Linked DNA regions of Homo sapiens: region 2 is linked to region 1. Evidence: chromatin loops called from intact Hi-C (ENCODE). Cell type or tissue: adrenal gland. All regions are shown on one strand. Each heading gives the region's core, and the rest is flanking DNA. Links, peaks and the distances in the headings are about the cores only.

The links. Hi-C counts contacts between places; a loop is a spot of excess contacts. Peaks named below come from ENCODE experiments on the same cell type or tissue, not always from the same donor. Only the 100,000 strongest peaks of a DNase experiment are listed, where the experiment ranks them.
Region 2: a loop joins it to region 1, with 10 times the contacts of the local background. A loop is called at or near these places in 8 of 110 quality-filtered maps.

The regions. Positions count from the first base shown.
Region 1 is chrX:53,326,136-53,338,635 of GRCh38, reverse strand. No RefSeq gene overlaps it. Among named protein-coding and RNA genes, the nearest start is that of IQSEC2, 11 kb to the right of the region's middle. In adrenal gland, for the core only: a CTCF peak has its summit at 7,412 (motif pointing right); no DNase peak of the experiment used is centred there; H3K27me3 peaks cover 2,144 bases.
Region 2 is chrX:53,279,019-53,291,518 of GRCh38, reverse strand. All of the region lies in intron 2 of IQSEC2 (IQ motif and Sec7 domain ArfGEF 2), which reads left to right. Among named protein-coding and RNA genes, the nearest start is that of IQSEC2, 36 kb to the left of the region's middle. RefSeq lists silencers at 3,018-3,312, 11,252-11,451 and enhancers at 2,517-3,408, 9,504-10,331. In adrenal gland, for the core only: CTCF peaks have their summits at 6,542 and 6,743 (motif pointing left); DNase peaks (open chromatin) are centred at 3,242, 3,808, 6,698, 9,906 and 1 weaker place; H3K4me3 peaks cover 1,146 bases; H3K27ac peaks cover 4,492 bases; H3K27me3 peaks cover 1,259 bases.

The sequences.
Region 1 (12,500 bases), core at 2,790-10,789:
CAGACGGTGCTTGATTCCTTTTTTTCCTCAACTCATATTTCCAACAAGTCCTATTGGCTTTACCTCAAAATATATTCCACTCTGTTCTATTGATCTCTGTATGCATTCTTTCTTTAACACCACGGTGATTATTATAAAATGTATATTTGGTCTTCCCCATTTCCTGACATACAACTCCTAAAATCCTTTAAAATCTCCAAAGTGATGTCTTTTTATATGTCAATGAGTTGGCTGATGGCCAACAGCCCCTAGGTAGCTTCAGGATTGGGGATTGGTCCCCAAAAAACCAAGGCAGGATTAGAGAGTTGGGACTTTCAGCCCCATTTCCCCACCTCAGGGGAGGGGAGAGGGGCCCGGAAGGTTCAGCTGATCACCAATGACCAATGATTTAATCAATCATGTCTGCATAATAAAGCCTCCATAACAACCCAAAAGGCCAGAGCTTGGGGAGATTCCAGATAGCAAAACACGTGGAGACTCCTGGAGGGTGGCACACTCGGAGAAGGCATGAAGCACTGTGCCCCTTCCCACAGGCCTTGCCCCATGCATCTTTTCATCTATATCCCTTGTAATATTCCTTATAATAATCCAATACCCTTTTGCTGCCTGACCGTTGCCATCATGGGTCGCATGCATGCTCCTGGTGGCTGACGTTGACTTCCGATAACGTGAAGGAGAAGATTGACAAACTGGCCAAGGAAGGGCCTGACTCCCTCACGAATCAGATAAGGATGCTAAATTCTATCTGATTCTGATAGAGAGCTGGATTCATCATTTGGCCCGATATTATAACACCAAGTGAGTCCTCCCTCTTGATTGGAAATATGAGTCATCCACAGCCTCTGCCCTGGTCACATAAATTGTCTATGTACTCAAGCAATAAAATGATTGTTTAACTAAAAAAACAAAAATCTAATACATATAAGTAAGTGCCGGACGCAGTGGCTCATGCCTGTAATCCCAGCACTTTGGGGAGCCGAGGCAGGTGGATCATGAAGTCAGGAGATGGAGACCATCCTGGCCAACATGGTGAAACCTCGTCTCTACTAAAAGTACAAAAAAATTAGCTGGGCGTGGTGGCGTGTGCCTGCAGTCCTAGCTACTTGGGAGGCTGAGGCAGGATAATCACTTGAACCTGGGAGGTGGAGGTTGCAATGAGCCGAGATCGCGCCACTGCACTCCAGCCTGGCGACAGAGCGAGACTCCGTCTTAAACAAATAAACAAACAAAAAATAATAAATAAATAAATAAGTAAATAAATTATGTAAGTGTTTCCTTGAGTTCTGTGAAGACCGTGTCTAATGATGAAACTTTGACAACTTCCCCTTTTCCTTGTATCTGGAATAGAAACTTTTCTGTGAGCTACTCTAACAAATTAATGGAACTCAGTGAGGGGGTTGTGGAAACTCAGTTTATAGCCAGTCTGTCAAAATCACTGGTAAAACAACCAGGAGTCACATCTGAAGGCGGAGGTGAGGATGAGCGAGGGGAACATGGCATTCTTGGAGACAGCTCTCAACCTGTGAGATCTGACGCCATCTCCGGGTAGTTAGTATCAAAATTACATGAAATTAGAGGACATTCATCTGGTGTCCACAACAAAACTGATTGCTCATTTGGTGTGTGTACTCCCACACATCTGGTCACAGAAATCTGTGTTGATTGTTCTGTGAGAGCGGAGCAAAAACAGTTTGTTTTTTTCCACACTCAACCACACTGTCTTGTGTACCATAGCTTTATAGTACTGTGGCGTCTTGACATTAGATAGTGCGAATCCTCCAACTTTGTTTTTCAGTATTGCTATAATATAGCTTGCTGAGATTTTGACTGAAATGATACTGAATATATACATTAAGTTGGAAAGAAATGACATCCTAAAAATATTGAGTCCTCTTTTTCATGAACATGGAATAGCTCTCCCTTTATTTAGATTTCTTTCATTCATGTTTTGTAGTTTTGTAGATTTGGGTCCAGTACACATTTTGTTATATTTTATTCCTAAGTATTTCATTGTTTTACTGCTATTGAAAACAGTATTGCAGTCGGGCGTGGTGGTTCATGCCTGTAATCCTAGCACTTTGGAAGGCCAAGACAGGTGGATCACTTGAGGTCAGGAGTTCGAAACCAGCCTGGCCAACATGGTGAAACCCTGTCTCTACTAAAAATACCAAAAAATAGCCGTGTGTGGTGGCGTGCACCTGTAATCCCAGCTACTTGGGAGGCTGAGGCAGGAGAATTGCTTGAACCTGGGAGGCAGAGGTTGCAGTGAGCCGAGGTCATGCCACTGCACTCCAGCCTGGGCAACAGAGCGAGACTCTGTCTAAAAAAAAAAAGAAAAAAGGCTGGGTGTGGCGATCACACTGGTAATCCCAGCACTTTTGGGAGGTCAAGGCAGGAGGATTGTTTGAGGCCAGGCATTCAAGACTAGCCTGGGCAACAGAGCGAGACTCTGTCTAAAAAAAAAAAAACAAAAAAATCAGTATTGCTTCCCTAAAATTTCAAATTCTAATTGTTTATTGCTGGTATATAGGAAAGCAATTGTTTTTTTGTGTATTGACCTTGTACCCTGTGACCTTGCTATATATATTTTCATTAGTTCCAGGAGTGGTACCCCCTATAGATTGTTTGGGATTTTCTGCTATCCCACACATTTTAACAAATTGCATTTTTATTTTCACTTAATTTGAAATATTTAAAAATTTATCTTGAGACTTCTTCTTTGACCTCTATGTTATTTAGAAATTTGTTGTTTAATTTCCAAATATTTGGGGATTTCCCAGCCATCTTTCAGTTACTGGTTTCTATTTTATTTCTTTTTTTTCTTTTTTTTTCGAGAAGGAGTCTCGCTCAGCCATCCAGGCTGGAGTGCAGTTTGGCACAATCTCAGCTCACTGCAACAACCATCTCCCGGGTTCAAGCGATTCTCCTGCCTCAGCCTCCCGAGTATCTGGGATTACTGGCACCCGCCATCATGCCCGGCTAATTTTTGTATTTTAATAGAGATGGGGTTTCACCATGTCAGCCAAGCTGGTCTTGAACTCCTGACCTCAGGTGATCCGCCCGCCTCAGCCTCCTAAAGTGCTAGGATTACAGGCATGAGCCACCACACCTGGACGGTTTCTGTTTTATTTCTATTGTGGTTTGAGAGCATACTTTGTATGATTTCTATTCTTTTAAATTTGTGGGGTTTTTTTTTTCTTTTCTTTTTAGAGACAGGGTCTCACTCTGTCACTCATGCTGGAATGCAGTGATGCAAACATAGCTCACTGCAACCTCGAAATCTTGGGCTTGCGGGGGTCTTCCTGCCTCAGCCTCCTGAGTAGCTGGAACTACAGGTACGTACCACCATGCCCAGCTATTTTTTTTATTTTTAATTTTTTTGTTGAGACAGGGTCTCGCTATATTGCCCAGGCTAGTCTTGAATGCCTGGCCTGAAACAATCCTCCTGCCTTGACCTCCCGAAAGTGCTGGGATTACCAGTGTGATCGCCACACCCAGCCTTTTGAATTTGTTAAGGTGTGTTTTATGGCCCAGAATATAGTCTATCTTGGTGCATGTTCCATGTCAGCTTGAGAAGAATGTGTATTCTGCTGTTATTGGATGGAGTCTCTATAAATTTTGATTAGATCATATTGATTGATAGTGCTGCCCAGGTAAAAATCTATTCCAAATCTGTCCACATATCTTTCTCCACAATTACTATCCTAGCCCAAGCTATCACGGTCTCTTGCCTGGACTGTCTAACTGGCTTCATAACTAGCCTCTTAGCTGGCCTTCTTGTTTCTGGTTTTGCCTCCACTATAACCCATTCTCCATACATCAGACAGAGTAAGCTTTAAAAGACAAAATTCAGATCATGTCACTTCCAGCTCAAAATCCTCCAATGGCTTTTCATTGTATCTGAAATAAAAACTAAATGTCTTCCATGGCTGGCGTGGCCCTACACCATTTTACTCCAGAACTTCTTTCCTACCTCATCTAGTACCAGTCTTTCCTCTTGCTGCCTCCAGCTGGACTTCTTTCTGAATTCCCTTGAATACACCAAGCTCATCTCTCACCCTGGGATCCCATGCCTCTGGGCCCTCATGAAATGACTGACAACTTCTTGTCATTCAGGCTCACCTCAACTCTCACCTCCATGGAGAATCCTTCCCTGACTAACCTATTTCATCTTGTTCTCCATCCTCACCCTATTATACTACCTTTGTACTGTTTTTTGTTTTATTCATTTGTTTTCATAACACTTTTGACTTTTTGAAATGTTCTTGTTCATATATTTGTTTGGTTGTTTGTGTCTGTTATCCTTTCTCTAAAATGTGAGCTCTAGGAGAGCAGGGATCTTCTTCACCACTAAGTAGCCAGAACCGAGAACAGTGCCTGACACCTAGATATTTACTGAGTGGCTGCACTTCTACTTGAACATTTCCAGTGACTTGGAATTGACTACTTTGGTCCATGGGGTGGCTAGTGCCTCTTTGGATAGTTTTGTATGTTAGAAATTTCACCTGTCTCTTGAACTAAATGCTGCATTCTTGACCATGTAAACAGATTAGAAGAGAAATGTATGATCATTAGAAAAGATGCTGATGAAGCATTTGGTAAAACTTAACTCCTGTTCATAACAAAAGAGATTCTTAGCAAGCCGGGCACGGTGGCTGACACCTGTAATCCCAGCACTTTGGGAAGCTTAGATGGGCAGATCGCTTGAGCCCAGGAGTTCCAGACAGCCTGGGCAACATGGTGAAACCTCATCCCTACAAAAAATAGCCAGGTGTGGTGGCATACACCTGTGGTCGCCGCTACTTAGGGGGGCTGAGGTGGGAGAATCTCTTGAGCCTGGGAGGTCAAAGCTGCAGTGAGCTGTGATGGCGCCACCACACTCCAGCCTGGGCAACAGAGCAAGACCCTGTCTTAAAAAAAAAAAAAAAAAAAAGGAATGAGAGGAAACTTCCCTAACCTGATAAAGAGTAAAGACTATCCTCCAAAATCCTCCGAATCCTCCAGTGAAGACCATGTCTAATGATGAAACATTGACATCTTCCCCTTTAACATAAGTAACAGCACAAGGATGCTCATTATCATCCCTTTTGGTCAGAATTGAACTGGAGATCCTGCAAAACAAGGCAAAGAAACGAAACAACAGGAATACGGATTTAGAAGGAAGAAACAAAACTGTCATTTAAATCTTCTGCCTTCTCGGGCGGCTCACACCTGTAACACCAGCACTTTGGGAGGCCGAGGCGGGAAGATCACTTGAGGTCAGGAGTTCAAGACCAGCCTGGCCAGCATGGTGAAACGCTGTCTCTACTAAAAATACAAAAATTAGCCAGGCATGTTGGTGGGCACCTGTAATCCCAGCTACTCGAGTGGCCGGGGCAGGAGAATTGCTTGAACCTGGAGGCAGAGGCTGCAGTGAGCTGAGATCATGGCACTGCACTCCAGCCTGGGCAACAAGAGTGAGACTCTGTCTCTAAATAAATAAATAAATAAATCTGCCTTTTCATAAATCGTACTCACTGGTCCTCCTTCTTTTTTCTGGAGGCCCACAGAACAAAGCTGTCCCCTCTTCTGCATGGTAGCCCCAGGTCTTCTTCCCTCTCTGGGCCTCGATCACCTCATCTGTAAAATAAGGTTATCCAAAAAGCTCCTTGTGTTTCTATCCTTCCATGCTCCTCTGAGTCCATATCCTCCTTTCTACGGGCAAAACATCTCCGTTTTCCTAATAGTGATGATTTCTACATCCCTCCTTTCCTAGCAACACACTCCATTTTGTTTTGTTTTGCTTTGTTTAAATATGGTGCCCAGAACTGGAGCAGAAGGTGAAGAAAGGCGAGGGCACAAAAAGATGAAAATAGAAGGAGTTAGACTGAAAACAGAGCTTGAAAATGGTAGAGAGAGGCAGCCAAGGGGAAGGGCTTGGGGGAGGGAGGACAGAAGACGCAGGGGACAGCCTCTGAGACAGAAGTGGCCTGGTGGGGCCAGCCTGTGGGCAGTGCCCCATCTCCTTAACTTATTTCCCTGGGAGGGGAGGAAGTTCCCCTCCATAGTTTGGGAGACGGTGATGGGCACAGAGTCTGTGGTCAGCCACAGCCCTGGGTGGCTCTGCCGGTCCTCCCTTCCAGCTTTCCTCCTCCTGGACTCCAGGACTCTCTCTCCCAGAGCTGGGGTGGGGGTAGGGACAAGGGGCATTGACAAAAGCCAGCTCCAGATGGGAAGGGGAACTGCACAGCATTGGGTCCATGTCCAGGAGGCAGGAGCAGCCGCCACAGTGGGAGGGAGCAGCAAGCCAACAGCTGAGTGCGACAAGGCCTGGGTTATTTTTTTTCCAGTTTGTTGGCATGTGGGTGGATTTTTTTCTCCTTTTTTCTTCTCTCCTGCTCTCTGCCGTTTCCACAGAGATGTGGGAGTTTGCAAATTTGTCTCAGTGGAGGGGAAAGGCAAGAGCTGATTTTGGGGGTCCTTGTCAGGGACCAGGGGAACGGAGAAGGGCACAGCAATTTTGGCAGCAGAAAAAGCAGGACCCATTCCCTGGCGGCATCCCTGGGGCAAAGAAGGCTCTCACTTTCTCCTTTTGTCTTGAGGCTGCAAGGATGCCTTTTCACCTCTCCTCAGCTCTTGGCTCTCAAATCCATCCCACCTGGTGATTGCAAAAGCCTCCCTCTGCTTCCTTTCTTGCTCTGCAGTGCCAAATGCACTTTCCTCGGGGCCCTGGACCAACTAGGGCCACTCCTGAGACTCTTCTGACCAGAGGCCGCTCTCCTTGTTAGTATCTCTGGGGGTTGGGCTTGTGGGGAGCTGAGGAGCTTTCTTTTTTTTGAACTATACATTTAAGGGATAAAAAACGGTACCTATAGCACATGCTAAGTGTCAAATGAGTGTTTCAGGCTTTCAGAGGGGGAAGTTTTCTGAAAGGATTAAGGGGTGAGTAGTTTAGCGAGTCTGGAGGACATGGGACCTAGACAAACTGACAGAGTAGCTGAGGGCATGCCAGCCAGGGGCAACAGTGGCCGGGGCTGTGGACCTGGACACCTAGATGCTGATTCTGGTTCTGCCATTAATTTGTAATGTAATGCTGACGAAGGAAATTTTTTCCCTCCTCTTGGGCTTTGTTTCCTCATCTGGAAAATGGGCTGGATCTCTAAAGCTCTACAGATCTGTGCAGACTGAATCCTGATTCCTGGCATCGAGGGTTAGGAGCCATGTAATGAGATCATGTGTATACGAGTGCATTGAACACCATCAAGGAGTAGGCTTGCCTGAGACTCAGAGGTTTCTTGAGATGTGGGTCTTTCAAGTGCTAAAACAATCTTGGGCAAACGGGTATGGTTGATCTCCCAAGCAAGGACCACATCCACTAGTTGTTATTATCATTATCATTATCATTATCATTATCATTATCATCATTATCATTATTATTACCACTAGAGGGCAATACTCTCTTATGCCTGGGAGTAGGTCTTATCCCACCGGAAAGGTGCAGAACTGATCCCTCATTCCAGGACCAATCAGATCTCTCTCTCTTTTTTTTTTCTTTTCTTTTTTGAGACAGAATCTTGCTCTGTTGCCAGGCTGGAGTGCAGTGGCACGATCTCGGCTCACTGCAACCTCCGCCTCCCGGGTTCAAGCGATTCCCCTGCCTCAGCCTCCCAAGTAGCTGGGATTACAGGCGCACGCCAACACGCCTGGCTAATTTTTTGTATTTTAGTAGAGACAGGGTTTCACCATGTTGGCCAGGGTGGTCTCTAACTCCTGACCTCAGGTGATCCACCTGCCTTGACCTCCCAAAGTGCTGGGATTACAGACGTGAGCCACCGCACCCGGCCCCAATCAGATCTCTCAATCTTCCTCCTGGAGAGCAGAATCCTGAGAAATAGAGAGATTTGTGAATTCCGAATTCCAGGAGTTTCCTTTCAGTTCTGCCCTGTGGTCTGACTGCCAATTGTGCCCGAACCCGAATCAGCAGGTGGTGGCCAGTCTGTCCCACTGTGGCAGAACTGCCTGCTTCCTAGGGGACTGGGGAAATGGAGAGATGCTGACAAGTAGCTTTGGTTTGTCTGAACACAATGGGCGCTTTCACAAAGCTATGCCGTTTGCCCCATGCTTTGATTGTCTGGCCGTATATGCGTTCTGCAAGGCTAGCCAAGGCCAGCTCCATAGATGCAGGAGCTGGCCTCCTCCTTTCTAAAGAAATGATTTCAGCCAGACACGGCGGCTCACGCCTGTAACCCCAGCACTTTAGGAGGCCAAGGCAGGCAGATCACCTGAGGTTGGTAGTACGAGACCAGCCTGACCAACATGGAGAAACCCTGTCTCTACAAAAATACAAAATTAGCCGGGTGTGGTGGCGCATGCCTGTAATCCCAGCTACTGGGGAGGCTGAGGCAGGAGAATCGCTTGAACCTGGGAGGCAGAGGTTGCAGTGAGCCGAGATCTCGCCATTGCTCTCCAGCCTGGGTAACAAGAGTGAAACTCTGTCTCAAAGAAAAAGAAAGAAAGAAATGATTTCTCTATTACCCTATACCTCTTATCACATTGAATTGTAGTTATGATTTATCTGTCTACATAATCGATTAGGTTGTCGATTCATGCATTCAACAAACATGGACTGCTTATCCTGGCTTTTGGCCAGGCTTATGATACAGTGGGAAGCAAAACACAGTATCTGCCCTTGTAGAGCTAACAGTCTAATGAGGAGGCAGGAGGTTAGCAAACCAAGAACTGCACAAATCAATATAGAATTACAAACTTGCTAAGTTCAGGAATGAAAAGGACTCACTGAGAGAATGTATCAGAGGGATCTGCCCAGTTTGGGAGTGAGAGAAGGTGCCGCTGATGAGCCAACATTTCATCTGAGATTTGAAGGATGAATAGGCAGTTTAGTGGGCAAAGGCAGCAAAGAGAACTTTCCGCGCCAAAGGAACAGCAGGTGTGCAGGGCCCGAGGTGGGAAGAGCCTAGCTCCCTGGAGGAATGTTTGCTCCTTGAGGGCACAGCTTGCCTCTGGTTTATCTTTTACTGTAGCTCCAGATCTGGCACATAGAGAAACCAATAAATGTTTGTTGAACTGAATTGAATGAGATTTTGTTATGGAAAGCATCATAGGTTGGGGGTTGAAAGGCCTAGCTTCTACTTGCAGTGCCTCTGGGCAATTCAGTTCCATTTTCCAACTGCTTACTGTTCACCCACAGTGGGCAAGAACCCAGGGCCAAGCCTGGTTGGGGGATTGAAAGGTCAACAAAACCATCTCTGCCCTCCTCAAGCAATCCTCCTGCCTCAGTCTCCTGAGTAGCTGGGACCACAGATGCATGCCACCACATCCAGCTAATTTTTTTTTCAGTAGATACAGGGTCTCACTACATTGCCCACGCTGGTGTTGAACTCCTGAGCCTAAGTGATCCTCCCACCTTAGCTTCTCAAAGTGCTGGGATTACAGGCGTGAACCACTATGCCTGGCCAAAATTATCTTAATTCAACTCCTCCATGTAGTGTTTCCATTCCCTAGGCAACAGACCCTCCTGATGAGGTTGTCCAGCCACTATTTGAAGACCTCCAATGACAGTGAACTCCACCACGGCCCTGGTGGAGTAGCAAACAAGGAGACAAGTCCTTTCAACTCTCTGAGCCTCTTTTTATCCGGTTATAAAATGAGGGGTTTGGATTACATGATCTCTAAGGTTCTTTCCAGCTCCAGCAGTCTTGACCTGTTCTTCCTTGAATAATAGCCAGTTAGATGGCAGTGGAGAGCAATGGAACGGATTTTTTGATTTCTCCTGCCCTGTAGGAGTTACATGCAGTAGGACTGGGGAAATGCAGGCTTGAGTTCTGTTTATGGACCATTCTTCCTTTCAGGAGTGTCTCAGGGGCTGTCAGGGTTCATTGCTTCTGGCTGGAATGTTCCAGCATTCAAAGACCTTTGTTTCTTTTTTTCCTGTCCCCCCTCCTTACCTCCCGGCCAGACTTCTTTTCTACATCTAGGACTGTGTAGTGCAAATCAGGGCCGGAAGGAGCCTTTAAAATTATCTTTTTTTTCTTTTTTAGAGACAAGGTCTCCTGTCTCCCAGGATGAAGTACAGTGGCACAATTATAGCTCACTGCAGCCTCAACCTCCCGGTCTCAAGCAATCCTCCTGCCTCAGTCTCCTAAGTAGCTGAGACCACAGATGTGTGCCACCACATCCAGCTAATTTTTTTTTTTTTTCAGTAGAGACAGGGTCTCACTACATTGCCCACGCTGGTGTCGAACTCCTGAGCTTAAGTGATCCTCCCACCTTGGCTTCCCAAAGTGCTGGGATTACAGGCGTGAGCCACTGTGCCTGGCCAAAATTATCTTATTCAACTCCTCCATGTAGTGTTTCCATTCCCTAGGCAACAGACCCTCCTGATGAGGCTGTCCAGCCACTACTTGAAGACCTCCAATGACAGTGAACTCGCCATCTTCGCCAAGCATCGCCTGTGAGAGCTTTCTTCCCTCTGGGATCATCTCTCTGTAATTTTCACCAATTGCTTCTGGCTGTGCCCTTTGGAGCTAAGCAGAATAATTCCACTACATTGCCCCCCTGACAGCCTATTGGATATTTGAAGACAGTAATCATGTCCTCATAAGCCTGCTCTCCTCTAGGCCAAATATCATCTGTTCCTTCAAATGTTCTTCATTGTTTCAAATCCCCTTAGCATCTGTAAATATAATTTAGTTTATGTAAGATTTATATCCCGCCTACTTTAAAGAGGATATTAGGCGACTCATCAGTTTATAACATGAAAGAAAGACAATTAGGGATAAAAATGTGGAAGAAAACAGACCAGATACCATGTAAAGGAAGCACGAATAGATGTTGCCAGGTACCTAAAATGAACTGGATTATAATTGGACTCTGAATTTGGCTCAAAGTTTTATGGCAGCTAGGACAAAATTGGAAACACATTGGGTTATGTGGTTTTATGTTCTGACAGGATCAAGCTTACAAATCATCTTCAGAGAGAAAATTTTCCTAAAACGAAACCCCAGACTTGCCTATTAGAATTGCTTTCTGTGCAGCTGTTTGAGACTGATAGGTATTTTGGTTACATCTCACCCCTTCCCCCACTAGGGGAAAGGGGGCTGGAAGGATAATTAATTAATTAGCCAAATGCCGTCTCAGTTTTAAGCACCGCTATCTCTTTAGGGATCCCCACAGAGAAGAGAATCTTCCTTTTCCTTTTCTTTTTTCTTCTATGTTCCTCACAGATGGTTACTTTCCTACCTTTCTGCCCTCTAAAGTCTGCAATCTTAAGACTCTGGAACACCAGACCGCAGGAAATAGCCTGAGAAAAGGGTCATATCCTAGTGGTGACTGATCATAGCAATTGTGTGCAAATCACTTCTCTCTGGTCCTCAGTGTTCTTATCTGGAGATGGAATTCACCTCTAAGTTCCTTCCTTTCAGCTCTGATATTCTGGACTGTAAAGTCTGAGAGAAAGACCAATTTTTTTTTTTTTTTTTCGAGAGAGTCTCGCTTTGTCACCCAGGCTGGAGTGCAGTGGCATGATCTCAGCTCACTGCAACCTCCGCCTCTTGGGTTCAAGCGATTCTCCTGCTTCAACCTCCCCAGTAGCTGGGATTACAGGCATGCGCTTACACGCCTTAATTTTTGTAGAGACAGGGTTTAACCATCATGGCCAGGCTGGTCTCAAACTCCTAGCCTCAAGTGATCCTCCCGCCTCAGGCTCCCAAAATGCTGGGACTATAGGTGTGAGCCACCACGCCCAGCCAGACCAATGTTTTTTTCATTTTGATTTTCCCACCTCGTGCTTGGCAGCTAACAGGTTTGGGAGAAAAGGTCTGCTCACGGAAGGGAGAGAGCTGTGAGGATCCAGTAGGAAAAACCAATTTGAACAGATGCCACCTTTGGATCTGAGGCAAATGCTTCATGGTTCTCAGTATTCTGACGGGTTCTTGTTGACTAGATCCTGGCAGTGGTGAGATGTGGTTTTTAAGGCTCTTTTCTGCTCTAGCTCCACGTTGCTTGGCAAAGCTGGTCCCAGGGACTGAGGCTTCTGGGAAATGACTCTGGGAGGCAGCAGGTGGGTAAAGAAGGTAGTACCACAGTTTCTGATGAACAACAACAATGAACCAATGCTAAACTCACCTTGTAGTGTGTGATACTTGGTGCGTGCAATATCCACGTGGGCCCCTCCCCTCCCACCATGTCACTCTCCCTACCGTGTCACTCTCCTGTTCAAAAACCTTTCATGGCTTTTCATTGCCTATAAGGGAAGATCCAGATCCTTCAGTTTGGCAATGGAGTTTTCTCTAAGCTGAATCAAGCTCTGTCTTCCCATCTCCCATCCCTTGCTACACACATACATACACACACCACACACGTCTCTTGCGCTGTCTTCAACCAAACTACATGTGGTTCCCTAAACAGACACTGTTTTCCTGACCCTGTTCCTTTCCTCACAGGCACAGGGTTCCTATTAGCAGGTCTTGCCCAGTTCTAGTACCTTCTACCTGTTGAAATCC
Region 2 (12,500 bases), core at 3,005-11,004, 47 kb after region 1:
TTCACTTTCCACCCTGAATCTGTGCCAGCCCTGAGTAGTGGGATTTGAATGGACTCTGGATGTAACACATTCTAGACATTAGAACTATACATTATGGCGACAAGGAAAATTTTTTTGTGTGTGCTTGGTAAAAAAAGTTTACAAGCTTCAGTACGTTTTATTTTATTTTATTTTATTTTATTTTTGTTGTTGTTATTGTTGTTACTGACCCATTGGTAGACATAGTAAGTTTTAAAGATGTGCTCAATCTGCCAGTTGGGGAGGCAGGAGTAAAACTTGGGTAAAGGTAAAGACAAGGGACCTTTGTGCATTTCCCAGGCCTTACCCCATCAGAAGCTTCATGAAGGCAGAGGTGTCAAGTATAGGGATTATATAGGAATGATGGGGGTGCTCAGGATAGGACCCACTCAGCCTTAACATCCAGGCTGGGGGCTATGGGATAGGCCACTGAGCTGAGCTGAGCCCAGGCAGCAGAGGCACAGATGGGTACAGTCTTTCCCAGCCACGGCTGCCAGTAGCATAATTGGCACCTTTGTGAAGAATAGAAAAAGATGTCCCTTTCAAGGGCACCCCCTCTGAGTGGCTCCATTGAGCATAGCACGGGTTGGATATCAGCCCCTGTTCATATCCTTTTGGCTGTGACCCTTTGTGAAAGGCACAGCTTGCCTGACTGTATGCAGGAGCCCTGGTCCTGTCATTCAGGCAGTGGATATGGGCTGGGGACAGAGGATGCCAGCATACAGACAAAAGTGTCTAATGAGACACACTCTGTTCTAGCACCCCAGACAGGGGATCTGGGGTAAACACACGGATACCCAGAGCCAAGAATGGGGCTGTGGGATAAACACATGCTGAGGCCAGCTTTAATGCAATCAGTCCCAGTGTCCAGGAAAGGGGTTTGTGACAAGACATAATTAGTCCTAGCATGCAGCCAAGGAGCATGTCATGGGCACAGCTTGTCCTAGCACTTAGGAAGGCACCTGTCTAGCAAAGGGAATAGATCTCAGTGTCCCACCGTGGGTTTGGAGAGAGGCCACCCGAGCACGGGGCTCCTGCAAGCATCCCCGGTGATGTGCCTGCTACTTGTTGAAGAAGAAGATTGAAAACATCTCTAGTTCTCAGCTCTTCCCAGCAAGGAAGTTCCTGGGACCTAGAGCTCAGGACATTTAATAACGAGCATAATCATAAGTCATGTGATGATATACATTTGGGCCTTTACAACTTACAGAAGTTGTCAGGGACTTTCTTTTGTCTGATCCTCCCAGTGACACTGTAGGTAGAACCTGAGCTGGCCTTATCATCATTGTTTTACAGCTGAGGAAACTGAGGCTCACAGTGGTTATGGGTTTTGCCTGCAGCCAGGCAGCTAATATGTGGATTCAGCTAATATATGGATCCTGAGCCAGGATTCAAACCCAAGTCTGCCTGGCGCCAACCCAGAGTGCTACCCATACCATCACCACGGGAGCTCTCGACAGCCTGGCAGATAATAATCATCATCCTCATCCTCATCCTAATATTAGCAATTATAGCAATCACCATTTGTTCCTCACATACTAACAACTTGGAATATGATCTTATTTAATGCTCACAACAGCCCTAATAGGCATGGATTACAATCCCTGATTTACAGATGAGGAGAAGGAGGTTCTGAGAGAGTCAGTGCCTTGGGCTGTCTGATTCCAAAGCCAGCATTTAATTTATTCAGACACGCTTCCTGACATCCATCCTGGGCCCAGAGTCAAGGAGGCTGTAGGGGCCTAGAGGAGTCAGCATCTGGGAAGCGAGGGTCAAACTCAGGCTATGGGAAGGGGCTAAAGCATGGCGTGTATGGGGCAATATCTTGACAACATGGTGGGAAGGCAACTTGAACTTGCAACCAGGGCTGGGTAGGGACCTACTTGTAAATTTTTGAATTCGCTCCAGTTAGGGTGAAGGAGAGCTTGCTGGAGCAGGCAGCGTCTGAGCAGGGCTGTCGGGGACTGCCGTGCAGATTTGCATAAGGAGGGTGTCCCCGGAGGTGGGATCAGCTTGTGGAGGGAAGCGAGGGGGGTGGGTTTAGAGACAGGGAGCCATCCGTGGGGCTAAAATAGAAGATCTAGGCAGGAAAAGAGCAGTAAGGTCAGAACGCGGGTCAGGACTGGGTCACAGCGACCTTCTGTCATCAGTGGGGAGCTGGGGAAGTTGGAGGAGAGAGGCGAGGCTCTGTGGCCTAGGAAGGGCAGAAACACTGGATCCATGCACAGGCCTCCATTTGGGGGGTGGGTTGCTCTCTAGTTGTGTGACTGGACAATCTGTTTGTCTCTTGGAGCCCCAGTTTCCTCATCTAATAAACTTCATGTGTGTGTGGAGGGGGAAGGGCTAGGGAGGTGGAAGAAACACCGAGGAGAGGCGCTAGGCCTGGGCTTTTATGGGAACTGAATAGCAAGGAGAGAGCAGAGTCGGTAGATTGCAAGCCACCCTTGGCATGACCCAGGCCTGAGGGCTTCTAAAGTATGGGGTGCCAGAGGAAGTGTGGCGTCTAATTAGAGCTGAACAGTTGGTGATGGGGGTGGGGGGTAGGCATGGGCAGAGAAAGGTGCCTGGACTTCTTGTGGGTCCCTGAGAAGTGTCACAGATCTGACCTAAAGATACCTTAAGCCAAGGTCCAGAGAGGGATTGGCCATCGCTCGAGGTCACAAAGCTAGCTAGCAGCAGAGCCTGCTTCCTAGCTGTGCACTCTTTGCAGAATCACTTAACTTCTCTGGTTCTTAGTTTCTCATGGGTAAAATGGAAACAATAGTCTTGACTTCTCTGGGTTGATGAGAGAACTTAAAGTAAAGCAATGCTTGGTGTGAAATAGTGGTGCAACAAACTGTAGTGTCCTCTGCTTTCCCCTAACCCAATCCATTGTCATATGCTATATAGTCAGGCTGGAAGAATGTGAACAAGTGTAGAACTTGAAAACAGAGAGGGCAGGACGGGCCTGATGAGGCCCTCACCAGAAGATGAGGGGGCCCAGGCCTAGAGGCACTGCTGCAGTGAGGGTCAGCCTGAACTTGTTGGCCCTGGGGACCAGGCTGGGGTTGCTAGGCACGCAAGGATGAAAGCAGGAGGAGGTGGCCTGTTGCTAGGGAAGGAGGGAGGGGGTGGGGGAGCCGCTGACACCCGCGGAGACAGGGACGTCCCTATGGCAACGGGAGCCACTGCAGTTGGAGGAGAAGTGGGAGGAGGAGCCTCCCACTGTGGGCCTCAGTGCTCCAATCTGTCCTACAGGAGTTTGGATTAGATAATCTCTTGTTTTCACCTCTTGGCAATCTGGGATGGCCAAGACCTCATGAACCGTCTGTGGCTCCCCCATCCACATGTCCAAGACACTACCCATCCCCAGAGCCATCCAGCTGCATCACCTCCCATGATGCCTCCCATTTGGCTCAGCCCGGTTGCCCACCCTGCCCTGTTCCTACCACTTCCTTTGCCTGGAACCTTGCCACTTACTGCTTCACAGTCTGGGGTTGCTGCAGACACAGATGAGCCAGCTCGGGCCAGCCCAAATGGGAGCGTGATGATGGTGTAGACAGCCAGTTTGTGAGGACAGAAGTCTAGAGGAGTCAGAGCTGGATTTTGACAGTGGGAGAGAGGAGGAGGTAACTTTCCAGGAAGCTAAAGAAGGGCAAGAAGGGGTAAGAGGTTTCTCTTCTCCTCCCCTTCCTCTCTGTGTTCTGCCGCCGCCTGGCCCAGCCCCAGGAAGTGGGTGACCCCTAAGCTGGCTGAGTGCCTGGTTGGCACCGAAATAAACTTGCCTTCTCTCTCTTCCCCTCCCCTTGCCTCTGTCCCCTCTGTCCTGGCTTTAATTAGCAGCCCTGGGGATGAGTCACTTGGCAGCTGGGGAGGGAGGCTGCACAGAGCTCAGTGAAGCTTCGACTCCTGCCCTGAGCCTTACGGGCAGCACCTCTGTGTTTATGCATGTGGGTGTGCACTGCTGCATGGCAGCGTGGCTGTGAAGAGCAAAGTGCAACACTGCATGCTGGCGCGTGGCCCTGCATGTCAGGGGGTCTGCAGAGAACCATATCTGGTTGCTGCTGCGTTTGTTGCTGTGTGCCACTGAATGTCAGTGTGTGTGAGCGTGTGGCTGGAGCGTGTGGCTGTGGTTGCAAGTGTCAGGGAACCAGGGAGCTTCTGGGTGAACAAACACAAACGCTGGACAATTGCATTCACCCCTCTCTACCTAAGTGTTCTTTATGCGATTTTGCTTACACAAACCCTGCACTTACATTCCCAATTTTCACTTGTCTTAGTCTGGGTACACTTTGTTGTGAGGAACGGAAGCCCACTCAAGCTAGCTCAAGAATAAAGGGCTAATGAGGGGACTATTGTGAGGCTACATTTCACAGAATCTAAGAACAGTTAATGAAAAACAGCCAGGCCTCACACCAACTGGAAGTGGGACCAGGAAGTCGAGGACCAAGGTTGCTGTCTCGCTGTCTGCATCTCCTGGGCCCATGTCTCATCTTTCTCCATCTCTCATGGCTTGCCTGGTCCCTGTCATCTCTTTTTCTTTCTTTCTTTCTTTTTCTTTTTCTTTTTTTTTTTTTTTTTTGAGCCGGATACTTGCTCTGTCGCCCAGGCTGGAGTGCAATGCCATGATCTTGGCTCACTGCAACCTCCACCTCCTGGGTTCAAGCGATTCTCCTGCCTCAGCCTCCCAAGTAGCTGGGACTACAGGCGTGTGCCACCACACCCAGCTAATTTTTGTATTTTTAGTAGAGATGGGGTTTCACCATTTTGGCCAGGATGGTCTCGATCTCTTGACCTCGTGATCCCCCCTCCTCGGCCTCCCAAAGTGCTGGGATTATAGGTGTGAGCCACCGCGCCCAGCCTATCATCTCTTTTTCATGGACTTCTCTCTCTGGACCAGCTTCCTCTGCTTGCCCATGGCCTGACATGGCCACCAACCTGGAAGCTATGTGACCTTTTCCAGCTTCAGGATCTGCCCCTCCTGCCATTGGACTGCAGTGATCCTCCAGCCTGTGGTAACACAAGGCAGCAAGGGGCCGTGTGAGATAATTGATTCCCTCAGAATTGGATGAGAGGAGAGAGAGAAAACACTTGGTACTTCTTGTTTCTTCTGCAGTAAGCACAGTTTTTATGTGTACCCAAGTGAGGTCAGAGCTGGTCGGCTCAGAGGCAAACACTTGTAAGATTGTTTTTGGTTCCTATTTTATAGCAAGATGACCTTTGCTCACTGTGCTTTCAAGTTCCATATCCTTGCATCAAAACATGCTGTTTTGTCTAAAAGTGCCCTCTTATTTTATGCCGAAAAAGCTTTTAAATGTACAGTGAATATTACCATTGCTACCAGCTTGTGGTAATTTTTCATAACCTCAGAACAACTGGTATAAAGCTACTGATGGTACAGCTGCTACCCAGCTCTTGGTGGCCTCAGGAATTTTGATATTTTATGAGTTCAGTGACTGAATTTATAGTTACCTCCAGTATATAATTACAAGTACACATTATCAATGTTATCAGCTTGATGCTGGAGCTTACTTTTCCACTAATACAAACCCTGCAGGTTTTACATTAATTACAGAGGGAACTAATGACCCCTTAGACAAGTTTTCACCTATGAATAAAGAGTTAGGAATCAGCTGTGCCAGTAATGACTGTTCTCCAGACACAGGAGCGATGTCCACAGCTCTGGCCTTGGCCCTGACCTCGCATCCTCTGGCCGAGACTAGGGGCTTCCCATCACCTCCTCAGAGGCCTCCTGACTCTGGCCTGGCACACAGCAGGTGCTGTTATTTTTAATAAAATTGATAGTTTTATGATTGCTATTAAAGCCATCTTCCATATCTAAATGGTAAACCTAAGTGAGAGAGATTATCCCAGGTTCTGGGCAGTCTCCTTCAACTCCTCCCCCTGCCCTTTTCTCACTGTTCCAAATAGTAATAATTGCTTTGAGTCAGAAAATGTCTGCTAAATATCAGGTACTATTACAGAGCACTGGAGACACATTATCTTTAATCTTTGTGGCCACCCTGCCAAGTAGGGGTGACTTACAGGTGGGGAAACTGAAACCTAGAGAGGTAAAATGACTTGCCCCAAATTGTCCATCCACACATCCATTCATTTATTCCTTCATTCAAGGATTTATTGAGTGCCTACAATGTGCCAGATGCTGCTAAATGTGGCTGATAGGGTGGTGAGTAACAGCCCTGCTGTGATGAAGCCCACTGTCTGGTCAGGAAATAGACAAGGAGACAGACAATTACAGACAATTATAGGGGAAGTGCAGGGTGCTGTGGGAGCACCACGGAAATATACCCAACCCAGCCTGAGGGCCAGGGAGGCTTCTCCAAGCTGACATCTAAGTGGAAGCTTGGAGCATGAGTAGAAGTTAGCCAGGGGAGGGGTTGGGTGGGGCAAAGTGAAGTGAAGAGTGTTGCAGGCCAGAACTGCGAGAAGAGTGTTTGGCACCCACGTTTGTGAAGAACTAAAGGAGTATCTGCAGTGAGATGGCACTGTCATGAGAAACGGTCTCATCTGGAAAGGGAGCAGAAGGTTTATCGGGAGGCTGGAACTGTGGCCCTGGTTGCTTAAGTCCAGAGCTGAGGAGCTGCAGGACCCAGTAACAGTTTCCATGTGACAATTGTGGGCCTGGGAGCCTCCTGGGTCGGCCTGGCCAACAGCAGGCTGGGATTCTAGTGGCCACAGTGCCCTCTAGTGTCCACTGGCCCACCTTGCAGCCTCCACCTCTGTCCATTGTCCCCCCACCATGTGTGACCAGGTGCCCGGTGCTGAGTGCTGGGGACACTGGGATGAACAAGACACAGCTCTCACAGAGCTCCCGACAGAGAAGGGGCAGCAGGCATCTGAACACAGTGTTGAGAGAAGCCGGCTGAGAAAAGAGCAGGGCGGAAGGACACAAGGGAGGTGACCCAACCTGCTTGGGTGGGGTCAAGGCAGGTTCCCAGAGGGCACAACATCTAGCTGACTTTTGAAGAACAAGGGGGAGCCAGCCAGGTGGGGAGATGACAGTGGGGGCACAGCGGGACAACAGAGGTACTATTACAGAGCATTTGACACACATTCTCTTTAATAAGGCTTGGAGCAGCAGAGTGTAGCTGAGAGAGTTGCAGGTGCTTCTGTCTGGGTGGGGTGCAGGTTGAAGGTGGGGGGAAGGCTGAGACTAGCTGGAGGTATGGGGTAGGGGCTAGCTCACAGAAGGTTCTAGGATGCCTGCCACCAGCTCATCATGGGCACTTAGTGAATGGAATCATATAAGAAGCTTCCCTACCCTTTGGGATCACAGACCCATCCGAGGATCTGATCAAAGCTAGAGATGTTCTCCCCAGAAATTAATGCTTTTCATACAACTTTAGGGGCTTCAAAGATACTCCCCACCCCACATGCCTGTCCCAAACCACAGGCTTCCAAATTGCTCTTCCTATAGATACGGAAACCCCGACAGAGGCCTCCAAGGCTCTGCATGCTGGGCCCCCACCTCCATCTCCAGTCTCACCTTTCTCCCCTGTGCTCTTCCCACCCCGCCACGTCAGTCTCTTCGTGCTTGCTGGAAATACCACCTCAGGTCCTTTGTCCAGGTTGTTTCCTCTGCCTGGAATGCTCTCCTCCTGCCATCTCTACTTTTTGCTCAGTTGAATTGCATTAGTTGGTGAATGTCTGTCTCTTCTCACTTGGATATAAGCTCCATGAGAGCAGGACATTGTCTACCTGTAGTCACTGCTGTATCCAGCACCGGGGACAGTGCCTGGGCCACAGTATCTGTCGAATAAATGCATGAAGGCCCTGCCAGTGTCCCGTGGCTGGGTCAGGCTCCTCACCCTTCATTCCTTCCTCCCTTCAGCCTCTGGTGGGTCATCATCTGAGTCTGTTCAGCATGCTCAGCTGTAACTGAATTCCAAAAGTGGTCCCAGGTTCAGGGATATTTTCTTAGAAATCTTCCTCACTATCCCTGAAACAAACAGGCTTCCCATGGGTCTCCTCTGCCTCTCTGGGAGAAGGGACAGACTCTCTCAGGTTCAGGCTGAGACTATTTACCATGTGCACACTTTGTCTACCTACCAAATCCCTACAAGAACTGTGAGGTAGGAATTTCCACTCCTCTTCCATAGATGAGCAAACTGAGCTTCAGAGGGCTTACCCAGCTAAAAAGTGATAGGGCAAGGACTTGTACCCAGCTTTACCAGGCACCAAAGTGTAGGTTCTTTGTCTCACCAGAGAGGGAAAGGGCCTTACCCAAAGTCACACAGCATCATCCCTTAAAGCTACCACTACACTTTCTTTCTTTCTTTTTCTTTTGTACAGGGTCTTGCTCTGTCACCCAGGCTGGAGTGCAGCGGCATGATCTCAGCTCACTGCAACCTCCGCCTCTGGGGCTTAAGCGATCCTCCCACCTCAGCCTCCCAAGTAGCTGGGACTACAGGTGTGCACCACCATGCCTGGCTAATTTTTGTATTTTTAGTAAAGACAGGGTTTTGCCATGTTGCCCAGGCTGGTATCAAACTCCTGAGCTCAGGTGATCCACCGTCCCCCACCCACCCCACTGCTCCCAGCCTCCCAAAGTGCTGGGATTACAGGCGTGAGCCACTGCACCCGGCCCAGCACTACACTTAATGTCTCTCGGCTCCTGCCAGGTCAAGAGGGTTCAGCTCTTAGGGCAATAACTACAAATGGGCACAAGGTGAAGCTGCTGCAGGAGCTAGGAGAGTTCCTCAAGGAGAGTTAAAAAAAAAAAAAAGGCAGATGCTAAGGCCAGAGCCTTGAGGACCAGGGCTTTGAGGGGTGGGCAGAGGGAGAGAAGGTCACTAAGGACCCACAGATGCCAACCTTGTGGTGTTCCGGAGGGCCTCTCTCTCTCAGTAGCTTTGGCTTTCTTGAGAGGAACCAGCTGCCCCAGCAGGGAGGCAGGAAGGCTGGCCTGTTGCCTGTCAGCTTCTATTTCTTCTAGATCACTGGCCCCCTGGCCCCTCCCAGGGCCGCCTTCTGCTCAGAACAGCCAGGGGCCTGGGCTCTGGGACCGTGAAAGGACAGGAGCACTTTGAGCTGGACCTGTGGTATTCTCAGGAGCCCTACATCCTTCAAAGCCAAAAAACTCTCTCCTTTCTCCAGTCCCGCCCATGTGGAGGACAGAGATGTTGCTGTAATAGGCAGGCAGGGAGCCAGGGCACCTGGAGTCTACTCTGACCTGCTGCATGAACTTTAGTAAGACCCTTTTCCTCTCCAGGCCTCAATTTGCCCATCCATAAAGTCAGGCTGGGCAGTTTACTTGGAAGAACAGCCTCTTGGCATTTCTTTTGATTTTCCCTCTTCTCTTCAGGAAGCATTTCTCTCAGCCAGTCTAGAAAACAACATAGAAGAGTGAGAGCTTATTGCAGTGAGAAAGAATATTGGCCGGGGCCCCATCTTGATACCCCAACATGGGTGATTTGAATTGCACTTAATATGCAGAGTCCCAGAACAACTCCTAAACATAGTCTCTTTAACTGTGCTGAAAATAAGGGTATTTGTGAAAAGCTTCTATGGAAAGGTTTCTGTACTCACAAGGTAGCAATATGGCTGAAGGGGCAGATTCCAGGTTTGGGAATAGCCAAACCGGGTCTTGATCTTGGGGTTCTGCCACTTACTAGCAGTATTACTTCACCTCTCTCCATCTCAATTTTCTGTTCAGGAGAATAGAGCCAGCGATACAAACTTGATGGGGTGCGTGGGGAGATTCTAGCAGAGGTGCACTGAGGGAGCCCAGCCTGGGGTTTGGCCCAGAGGAGGGACTGTGAGCTCTCCAGGCCGCTTCCTCGGAGGAGGAGTTCCCAGCCCTCCTGGAGGAGTAGGGGAAGGAGCAAAGTTTCCAGTTGCAATCTGGCCCGCAGCCCAGCTGGCCTGGCCCCGCCTTCTTGGTTCCTCCTTCTAGGGAAGGGCTGGGGAGGAGGGGGTGGTGACACGGTGGAGACACCGGCTAGGCCAGGGGGCCTGCCCTTGGGACAGGTCCAGACCCATGGAGCCCCCCGGGAGGAGCAGCAGGTAGGAACCTGGGCCCCGCAGCCTGGCCCCCTCCCTTCCTGCCCAGGCCTGGACCCAGTCCCTGGGCTACTGATTCAGCAGCCTCCTGGCTTCCTGGTTCCTGGCTCCCTTCTTGGACTCTGAGAGGCCTTTGGCCTGGGGGAGGGAGCCAGTTCAAGTGGGAGATCCCATGGGCATCCAGGTGCCCAGCTCTGGAAGGACCCTGGAACCCTGAGCAGCACAGCCTGTGGCCTGTGAGGGGTGAGCTTGGCTCCTACCCTGCTCTACTAGCCTTGTGTGCGAGGCACTGCAGGGCTCCAGGCTCGTGGCCTCTGAGATTCTAACACCAACATTCCAGCAGCCTAAGAGTCTCTGAGTCTCAGATTCAAAAGAGATAATGAGTCAAGGACTTGGGCTGGAGACTGGCACCTGAGAAGCAGTTGCCCTGATGATGATTAATCCAGAGCCTTCGATAAGAAGAGTCTCAGATTCAAAGATTCCCTGTAAGGTTCTGAGATTTGGACATCCTCAAATTCGCAGCTGGCCTGGCCCGCAGCCATGTCTCCTGGCTTTTACATGGGCTTTTGAATGGCCAGGCCCTGACCACAGTCTGCCTCTGTGGGCTTGTGGGGGACAGGGGCTGGCTGACCTGGAAGGGGTCGGCTCCACTCCCAGCTTGCTCTGGCTCCAGCTGACTGGCATACCTCTGGCATCTGCGCTGCACTGGGTAGGGCAGGGACCAGGCCCTCAGCCTCCCTGCCCTGCTGTACCTCCTCCTCCCCTTGGCCATTCTCCGGACTTTAATCGCAGGAGGCAGGAGGTGGAGGGGTCTTTGGACCCTGCACTAGGGGTGGTGGGGGCACAGCATCAGGGGTGGAGTGTGGGCCCCGCCTTGGGGTGGGGGGTAAAGCACTGGCCTTCAAAGCAAAAGACTCCTACCTGGAACCACCCCATCCTCTGCCTCACCCACTCAGCCCTGAGTCCCATCCTGTCACCAAGACCACTGAGACCTTGTCAGCCTCCTCCGCCCTCACCCTCCTCTGCTCTGGCGCTCTCTGCCTCTCTCTGGCTTCTCTCTGTGTCTTCTGTCTCGCCCTTTCTCTGTCTTCCTCTTTCTCTGTCTTTCTCCTTTTCTGTCTCTTTCGGTTTCTCTCTATCTCTCTCCCTCTCTTCCTTCAGTGTTCCCCTTACCCACCCACCTGGGTTCTCCCCCTTCTTTGGGCCCAGAGCTTCTCCTTCCTCCATCCCTTCCTCCCTTCCTGTGAGGGATCTTCTCTAAGGGGAGCCCCCATGCATCTTTCCCCCTTCTCTTTCATCCCCCCTTCCCCTCCCGTCCTCCCTACCCCTGTGGCGTCTGGTGTGAGGAGGGCTCCCTTCCCCCTTCCCTACTGTGGTGTCCCAGCGTCTCTGTGGCTGAGGTCCCCACGGAGTCACCTGGAACACAGGAGGCCCAGCCCGGCTCTTTCGTCTCTACTGCCCCCTGTTGTCGTTGTGTTCTGTATGTGGTTCGAGTGCCGTCCTCTCTTTCTTGACTTTGTGGTTTTTTTCTTTTTTTCTTCCTTCCTTCCTTCCTTCCTTCCTTCCTCCCTCCCTCCCTCCCTCCCTCCTTCCTTCCTTCCTCTCTCTCCATCTTCCTCCCTCTCTCCCTTCCTCTTTTCCTTTCTCCCTTATCTTCCTTCCTTTCCTCCCTCCCTGCCTCCCACGCCTCCTCTTCCATTTCCCATCCTCCATTCCTCCCAGCCTTCCCTTTTCCCCTCCCGCACTCACTCTCACCTTCTTGCCCCCATCGCCCACCCTGCCACTTCCCTCCCTCCCTGTCTCTCTCTCTGTCTCTCTCTGTCTCTTGCTGTCTCTCAGGTCCACAGCGTCTCATACTCTACACCAGTATTGCTGTCCTACTCAGGTCCTTGACTCCATGAAGCTTACCCCCTCAGGCAGGCTGGCAGAGAGCAGGTAAGAGCTAGACCCATCCCTCCCCCAATTCCTCCTCCTTCCAGACAAATATACAGTGTCATTGCCAGCCCCTCCCACCTCCCTGAGCCCCTGCTGTGCCTGTGGAATGGGTGTCCGAGTGTATGAGGAGAGTGCCTGGAAGATCAGGTCAGCAGACCAAAGAGGACATTTGGGATCTATCTAATTTGTCCTTCCTTAAAAAAATCCTTCCCTAGAGACCTGCCCCAAAAGGCCTGAGTGGTTGGTCCTAGACTATGTGATAATCCAGCTTTTTTAAAGGATGAATAGGAGTTTGCCAGTTGGATAGACTGAGGAAGGGCAGTTAGGCAGAGGGAACAATCTGCCCATATCTTTGCAGAATGTTATTTCTTTTTTTTTTTTCTGAGATGGAGTCTTGCTCTGTCGCCCAGACTAGAGTGCTGTGGTGCGATCTCGGCTCACTGCAGCCTCTGCCTCCTGGGTTCAAGCAATTCTCCTGCTTCAGCCTCCCGAGTAGCTGGGATAACAGGCATGCGCCACTACACCTGGCTGATTTTTGTATTTTT